Linked DNA regions of Homo sapiens: region 2 is linked to region 1. Evidence: read pairs that join two places in POLR2A ChIA-PET (ENCODE). Cell type or tissue: PC-3. All regions are shown on one strand. Links, peaks and the distances in the headings refer to the core of each region. The heading gives the core; the rest is flanking DNA.

Region 1 (4,383 bases), core at 252-4,251:
GTCCAAAGATACACAGCCAGAAAAGTACTCCCGGTGGTACTAAGACTCATGTCTTAGAACCAAAACCCTGGGCACTCTCTACTGCCCATGAAGTTATCATAGCGCTTATGCAACAATGATCTAATTGTTAGTCTTGTCACAACATTGTGCCTAGTAAATTATAGACTTAAGAAGTAGACGAACACTTGAATTTAGGAGCACAATCTTTTTTTAGACTAAATTTTCTTTTTGTTAAAATAACTTTATGATGTCAAATAGAAGAAAAAGAAACTTTACCTCCCAATTATATTTACAGGTTTCATGTCTTTAAAAATACACAAATCATCAAGATTAGTATCAAGATAAGATCTGAACTATTACTGTTAGTGTTTTTTTTTTTTTTCTATGCTGCAACTGAAATAGCCAGAAATAACATGGAAACTTCTAACCTCCTTTCTCCACTTCACTACCACTAATCTCTGTGCCATAGGAGGGTGAGAGAATAGGATTGTGGTGGGATGGAATTAAACAAGACTCCCTTTTTCAAGCTTTGCTTGAATATTTATTTTAATAATGTTTACCATTAAGTAAATTAATCTTCTTTCTTTTTTCTTTCTTCTTTCTTTCTTTCTTTCTTTCTTTCTTTCTTTCTTTCTTTCTTTCTTTCTTTCCTTTCTCTCCTACCTTCCTTCCTCCCTTCCTGCCTTCTTCCCTCCCTTCCTCCCTTCTTCCCTTCCTCCCTCTTTCTTTCTTTCTCTTTCTCTCTTTTCCTTCCTTCCTTCCTTCCTTTCTACCTTCCTTCCTTCCCTCCTTCTTTCCTTCCTTCCTTTCTCTCTCTCTCTCTCTTTCTTTCTCTCTCTGAACCTAATAGAGCATAAGCCATTAACCTTTCCTTATGCTAATACATGTATTTTGAAATGTTCTGAAATAGCACCATACAGAGAATCATCTACTCTGATAGAAATTTTTGAACGTTTTTCAAATTCTGCTCTGTGTGTTTATTCTAGTTTGCCACAGTGCTGATTGCTGCCTCAGATCTATTCCTTGCTGTTCCCCTGCTTGAAGGGCTGATACCTGTAGGCTGTTTCCCAGGCTTATGTGTCAGTGGGCTTCAGACTGTGTGTGGCCAGTGGGAAGACCTGCAGCAGACTGAGCGGTGACAGAAATGAAGGTACCAGGGAATTTCTCTTTAATTATATATTTTTGGTGTTATCTCTGGCTAGGTTGTATATTTTCCATGGCACTAGCTCCTGTCTGACAGGCCTGCCTTGAAACTGGCTTCTGCTGAGTAACCCTGACACCTGGACTCTAGTAACTTTGCTGTCTCCCTTTATCTAGGCAGCCCAGGGAGAGGAGTGGTTCCCTGGTGTTGCTAAGGGTTTCCTCTCACCGTTTCATTTGGCTTCTCGGCTCCTTTATCATCTGTGGAACCAACTTCCTGTATTATGTATCCTCCGTTGTAAATACTTAAAGTAAATTGCATTTTCCTGGCTATACCCTGACCAAAACAGGCACTGATATAATCACTTTAAGACTGCTGAGACAAGCAGCACTGTTAAACTGTAATAAACATTGACTTACTTGATGAGAGAATTGGCTTAAACTCTGAATGAGTTCACATTTACTTTAGTGGACCAGTAGGAAAATGTATGGGCAGTGATTTTAACATGAATTCACTGTTATCTTTAAGGCAGAGCTATCGTGACTCCTTTTTTTTTTTTTTATTAATAAACTTATCTTTTTTTTAGAGTAGTTTCAAGGTCACAGCAAAACTGAGTGGAAAGAATAGTGAGTTCTCAAATAGCTCCTGCCCCCACACATGCCCATTACTTCTTTCTGATTTTCTCAAAGGAAGAAGACTTAATAAGTAAATAGCAATCCCAGTTTTGCCGTTCTATTAGTGAGGGCTTGTATTAGAGGGCAAAAGAAATGTAGCTTTCTAGAATTTTCTGCCAGATTATGTAGTAAATAATAGCTACTTCTATGTAGTAAATGCTTTGAAAAAAAAAAAAACAAAACCACAAGCCATGAATCTATTCAGCTGGAGGAATTCTGGAAACAGAGCATATGAACACCTTCAGGGTCTGAGGAAATGGAGGAGGGGTGGGGTTTGGGTTTGAGTGCTGCTTATGGGACACGGAAAGAAGCTTGAAACTCCCTTCATAATTGGGTGGTGTGTGTTTCGAGGAGGAGCAAGGGGAGACCAGATAGGCATATCTAGACACACTAAAGCAGAAGCCAAGCAGATTAACTTCTGATGGAAGAGATATTTTAGTAACTCCATGTCAAAATACAGAGGCTTTTTACATAAGAGAACACCTTGCATGTGCTAAAGAGGCACAGGTTGGAAAGCCCACAGATAGCACACTTGGGACAAGAGTGAGTGCTGAAATTCACTAGGAACAATTGGACACTAACTCTGGAGCTTTGGAGACCTGAGAAGTTCCACAGAGCAGCTATGACCTGGCATTCTGAGAGACACCCCAGACATTCATTGCCTCTTGGCCCCTCCCTCCCTCCCTCCTTCCCTCCTTCCCTCCTTCCCTCCCTCCCTCCCTTCCTTCCTTCCTTTCTTCCTTTTTTCCTTCTTTCCTTCCATTTAGCAATTATTTATGACTTTCTACTTAAGTGTCAGGCACTGTTCTAGGCAATGTTGACTTATTAATGCACAGCAGAGATTTTTTAAAAAAAGCTTTTTCCTTCATTCTGGTGGGAGAAAAAAATCAATAAATAATAATTCATTATTATATAGCATGCCAAAGGGTGAAAAGTGCTATGAGAAAATCTGGAAATAGTGAGAGTGCTAGGGTTGAGGTGGAGGATGGAGTTGGATTACATAGGGTAGAGCTCATTGAGAAGGTGACTTTTGGCAAAGACAAGAAAGCCAAGGAGTTATCCATGAGATACCTAGAGGAAGAACATTCCAGGTAAGGGGAACAGCAAATGCAAAGAGCAGAAGGCACAGTTTCTTTATAAAGTTAAACATGCATTTAGCCCGTGCCCAATAATCTCAATCCTTGGTATTTACCCAAGAGAAATAAAAACGTATGTCTACACGAAAACTTGTACACTATGTTCATAGCATCTTTGTTCATATTAGCCCCATGGGTAAATGAACTGTAATATATTCATACCATGGAATACTAGTCATTAATTGAAAGAAAAGAAAAACTATGAATACATACTATGACATGAACGAATCTCAAAAAGATTATGTTAAGTAAGAAAAAGCTAGACATAAAATAATATATACTATTTGATTACATTTGTATTAAGTCTAAAAACAGGCAAAGAGAATCTAGGGTAACAGAAATTAAAATTGTAGTTATGTATAAGGATGAATTGGAATTGACTGGAAAAGAACCTGAGGTGACAGAATATTGTTCTCTATCTTGAAATGGATGGTGGTTACATGGGCCTATAGAACTGTCAAAACTACAAACTTAGCACTTAAGATTTGCCCATTTTATGTGAATTATAGCTGAATTAAAAACAAACAAACAAACAAACATATGACTGTAGTGTTTGCTGAGGAAATCAGGGTACTTGATTGTACTTGATGTGGAGTGAGCAAGGAGGGATGTAGCATATGATGCAGCAAAAGATATAATAGGGAATGAAGTACATCATGTAAGGCATATGGGCTATCATAAGGCATAAATTGGTCTGACATGTGTTTTAATAAGATCACTCCGGTTGCTGTGTTGAGAAAGACTGTGAGCAGATCCATTGGAAGACCATTGGGATAATCTGGGCTAGAGCTAGTGATGTTTGACATGAGGGTGGCAGCAGTAGAGATGGCAGGAAGAGGATACAAGTCTGAATAGAATTGATGAAATTTGTAGAAAGATTGAACATGGGGATAAGAGAGGAAGAGAGGAAAAAAAAGTGACTTTAAATTTTGGTCTGATCAACGAGAAAGATGGAATTGCCATTAGCTGAGAGGGGAAGATGGCAGGTGGAGAAGGCTTTGTGGACATAGTAAGTTTGAGAAGCCTACTGGGCATGCAAGTAAGGTGGTGATTAGGCAGTTGGGTATTGGGAGATTTAGTATACAGATGTTATTAAAGGCCACCAGATTGGGTGAGATCAACAAGGAATTGAGTGTAAATAGAAAACAAGAAGAGTTCCAAAGATATTTGGATATTAGCCACACTGAAGGGATTGCAGGCCTGCCCATGTTAAGCAGGAAAGGAGAGGACACCAATAGGAAAGAGATGGAAACCTCAGCATGGGCAGGTACAGGAGAGGAGATGTAGGCTCTTCTGCCTTTCCTTCCTTTCTGCCTCAAGTTTACAGGAGGATAGAAAGCAGGATGGAGAGAGGTAAAGAGGAGAGAAGACACAACCCTGTTTTCTCTCTTCGCTCTCCTCTCAAGTTTTGAGAGTCATGAGTTTAGCCTGT
Region 2 (4,383 bases), core at 279-4,278, 220 kb after region 1:
GTCCAACTAAATTTGTCTACAAATTTCTATGGTTATTTATAGCTTCTTTTTTATAGCTTTAGGATCTTCAGTAAGGCTGAGACTTAAGGGAGCTGTTTCAGATCCAGGAGAAATCATAGAAATGTGTACGTGTTCCTACTAGTCTAATCCTATCCCCAAGGCCAAATAGGGTGGTGCAGTATGTGTGGCTTATTTTTCATAGCTCCAGGAAGGACAAGTGAAGATTCAGGATGAAACAGAACTAAGTCTGGCTAGGCTAGTGACAAACACTTAAATTACCTAAGTCATAGATTAACCAGTAAAAAATGATTTCTGCTCCCAGCTCATACCTACTGGGACCAGATGATAATGATGGTGATGACGATAATAATGATGATGATGTCAATATTTTTTGAGTATTTGCTATGTACCAAAAGTCTTTTGCACTACTCAAAAGACCTGACATACATTGTTTTATTAAATTCTCACAATAATCCTATATGGTAGCCTTTGCTATTCCTGTTGTAAAGATGAAGAAACAGAGGTTCAGTAAATTCAATTAACTTGTTCAAGGTGGTACAGCTAGTAGATAAGCCTGGAATGTGAATCCAAAAGGGTCTGACTTGACCATTGTCCTACAGTGCCTCTCTATTAGTAACTCAAATCAGACATCCTAGTTGAAGTGTAAAGTAAGGCTGGGGATAGAACTCTCAATAAAATGGTGACTTTACTGAGGGTGACTCTCAATAAAATGATGCATTACATAAGGGAATAGCCAGCATTTCTCCATTTCATGAAAGTTCCTTCTCACAGTGGAGCAAGGATTCTCTTCTCTCTTCCATCTTTTGCCTGTCATCAAAACTGGCTGTCAAGTAAGAATTTAATATACTCATTCAAAGTAGGCAAACTGTAATAAAAATGGTGAACTGGCTCATGACAAGATTTGGAATCTCCACAGGGAGCAAAATCTTGAGTCCAACAAATTAATCCACAGCAGCAGATTTTCAGATTTGCAGAGTTAAGTGAGTAAAAGAGACATGTTTTCAACTTGGAATATGGGGAGTAAGTGGGGATGTGGCTTTTTTCCTTCTCGAATCAACTCAGTAGGTGAACTCTTCATGCAACTGAAAAGTGCATTGTGAGTTGAAAACCTCTAAAATATATCAGTATACCCATTCTGAGCTTCCTGCAGACTGACTTAAAAAATTGCTCAACTTCTTTGCTAAGAATGCAAAGAATAATTTGGATATGCCTGAGTACTGTCCTGCCCCACAACCTCTTCAAAACAGCCTTTGAAATCTATTAGCATCAAAAAATGCCCTTCGGGGTACTAGGCCTGTTTATCTTGAAAAGTTCCTCTCAGACATCCTGGCAGGGGATGGGAAAATGGTTCAGCCACTCACAGTTCTTATGCCCTTCGAATTCTAGTATTTGTATTTGTCTGAGTCGATTCTCTTCTGGATGTCTTCCCTAACTAGGCTTAAAGACCCTTTCTCACAAACCTGCTATCTTTTTTTTTTTCCTTCTTCTAGTTTTTATAATGATTTGTTTGGTTTTAGGTCATCAGCCAGAGAAGGGATAAATGCCCTGTAAATTAAATATGCAGAGAAAGCTTTCTTTCCTCATCTCCTCAATGTCAAGAAAAATCTTCAATCTTAAAAAAAAAAGAAAGAAAGAAAAGAAAAGAGTTGCTATTTCTGTGGGATCAAAGAAAAATAATTATGATTTCGTAATGCCTTAAACAAAACTTTGGGTCCTATGTATTTGTTCAGAAATTAAAACTCAAAGATCATTGATTGCACAATGCCACTGTTTTGTAAATAGCTTTAATCCACTTTACAATTCTCCCAGTTCTAAATTTGTGCTCCTATCTTCCAAGGCCCATCATTTTCATGAGTCACCAGTCGTGAGCAGTGCAAGTTTTTCTGAGATCCAGCCAAACAACGCCTGGGCTCCTCAGTGTTTACACAGACAGCCCTGGCTAGTCTAGTAATCATTGTCTTGTTTCCTTATAGGAAAAGCTAGAAACGTACAGGGTAAACAGGGCAGCAACTAATATATACTGAGAATCTACTATGTGCTAAGCACACTGCTGTGCACTTTAAAATTCAATCTTTGTCACAGTCCTACCTGGTAAATATTATTTCTCACTTTTTTCACATGAAGAAACCAAGATTTAGAGAGATGAGGTAATTCACCTAAAGAAACAAAAGCTAAGGGTAAGGTTGAGGTCACTATTCCTATGCTTCGCTCATCCTAACCCATCACACTGCTTCCCTACACTGCGGAGCCTCAGCCAAAGATGGCTTTGGGAATAAATGAATCATTTGAAAGGTCTCTGCCTGGCCATGATCCTCATATTTCTGCAAGACCTAACCAGCTAATGATGCCCAGAGCATGTGTCAACTAAGCCCTGGCTCGGGATAACGTTTCTGGGCTTAGTTACAGTATGGAGTTCATTCTTGATTCATGAGCTGATGCTAAGCACTGTGTCCTCCAGGCTGGAGTTACCTCTGGAACCACAAGATCATTGCTCCTTCTTTCATCACTTGGACTCAGTGGTTACTAACTCCTTCTAAATGAAGCAATTAATTGAAGTCTATTAAAAGAAATTTCTAAAACCAGTGATTTCAAAATCCATTTACTGCACAAAATTTGGAGAGAGCATTTCCTTCCATTGCCTAACTGGAGCTCAAGTGGTAGAGACAAAATAATAGTAATATTAATAATAATCATAAAGAAGAAGAAAGAAATTACAATAACCAAAACCCATTGAGTGAGCTATTTTCTTTAGTCTACAACTTACAATAACCAAAAAGGAATCAGCAGCCCCAACATTCAAATCCCTAGAAGAGCGCCCTGTAAGAATCTATACAAAGCGCATGTGAGATCTTCAGCTGCTACTAGGAGTGGGGGTGAGATGATATAAAATGCTTCAATTTAAAAGACAATCGAGTTATTTCAGCCAGCACTCATACTTCGCAGGTGACAAGGGAGAGGAGCAAGAACTGATAACAGTTTAGTTCTTTCTGTGATCTAGGTATTATGCTGGGCAAGTTCATACATTTATGTTATCGTTAAATTCTCATAAAAATCATCAAAGGCAGCTATTATGATCTGCATTTTAGAGGACATGGATGATCACGAAATTTTTTTTTAAGTAACCTATTCCAGGATGAGTCCAATCACTTCAAGCTTTGTTGATATCATACATTTCTGAGTAAAAGAACCTTCCAGTCATTAACCTCATCTAGGTGTACAAGAGAAATAACTGGAGATCTATGTGATTCACATTCTGGATTGCTGAATATTCCTATGTGTCTATTGCCTCTTTTTTTCAGAGACCCTATTAAAAGGATATATTTTCAAAAAGCAAAACAGCCTCACACAACAAAATGAATAGGAGAGCGCCATGGGGGATTTTAATAAATGTGTAGAATTCAGAAGGTGGAAGGAATAATGTCAAGTGATGAAGGAGAGGGGAGAAAGACACCACCTTGAAAAGTGGGAACTTCAAGCTTGAATGTGAGCAGGTTACTGCAGCACAGGAAGTAGCTGACCTGCCTGGTAAAATCAAGAAGGGCTCTGGATTCAAAAAGGAGGTGGGAGAAAGGTAAGCTGAAGTCAAAGATGTATATATAGAAAGAGTTGGCCCTAGCCACACCTTTCTCTCACCTCTACATGCTATATAAATCCAGGTCCTTGCCCATAAGCAAAATAACTGGAGAGTTCTCTAATGGAATAGAATATACTGCTTGGGGAAGAACTAGGGTAGCCAATGTGGGTGTTAGTGACCCAGCATAAGGCCCTCCTCATTCATTCCCTGGGGCTCCCCATCATCAAGACAGGTCCTATAGCACTCAGCTTGGAGAAAACCTACCAGTGGACACACCTACAGGCATACACAGAGCTCCTGGGCAGTATGCTTATTGCTCATTTTGATGTCTGGAGAGACAACCAAAAATCACCAGACACTTGAGGAAAACCTACAATAAGAAAGAGAAATGCCAAGATAAGCACACCAGCTATTCCCTAGAGGAAAAAGAGAACTTGGGGAATAGAAGAGAACTTACAGAACATAATTAATTTAGTGTACTCAGAAGTACTGAAGAATCTGTGGCATGGATAAAACAAGAAGAGAATGTTTTATTTTTTAAAAAGTATAATTGAAGAACAAAAAGGATTGTTTTAGAAATTAAAAATACCCTGACAACATTGAATATTCAGAGTAGATGGAGTACAAAGCTGAGTTGAGGAAAGCTTCTAGAAAATAGAACAACGGGGAGTTAGGAAGAAAATATAAACAAAAAAATAAGAGGCATTAAAGATCAATCCTAGGAGATCTGACATGTTATTAACTACAATTTTAGAGATAACAGAGGGTGGGAAATGATCAAAAACAAA

What was found. Peaks named below come from ENCODE experiments on the same cell type or tissue, not always from the same donor. Only the 100,000 strongest peaks of a DNase experiment are listed, where the experiment ranks them.
Region 2: POLR2A ChIA-PET joins it to region 1 with 8 read pairs; 2 of 35 experiments call an interaction of 5 or more read pairs at or near these places.

What each region holds. Positions count from the first base shown.
Region 1 is chr11:95,731,182-95,735,564 of GRCh38, reverse strand. No RefSeq gene overlaps it. Among named protein-coding and RNA genes, the nearest start is that of FAM76B, 56 kb to the left of the region's middle. In PC-3, for the core only: no CTCF peak of the experiment used is centred there; no DNase peak of the experiment used is centred there; H3K27me3 peaks cover 2,651 bases.
Region 2 is chr11:95,510,363-95,514,745 of GRCh38, reverse strand. LOC105369440 (a long non-coding RNA gene) reads left to right here. Exons shown (of 3, transcript XR_001748336.2): 3 at 1-550. Among named protein-coding and RNA genes, the nearest start is that of FAM76B, 280 kb to the left of the region's middle. In PC-3, for the core only: no CTCF peak of the experiment used is centred there; a DNase peak (open chromatin) is centred at 1,905; H3K27me3 peaks cover 909 bases.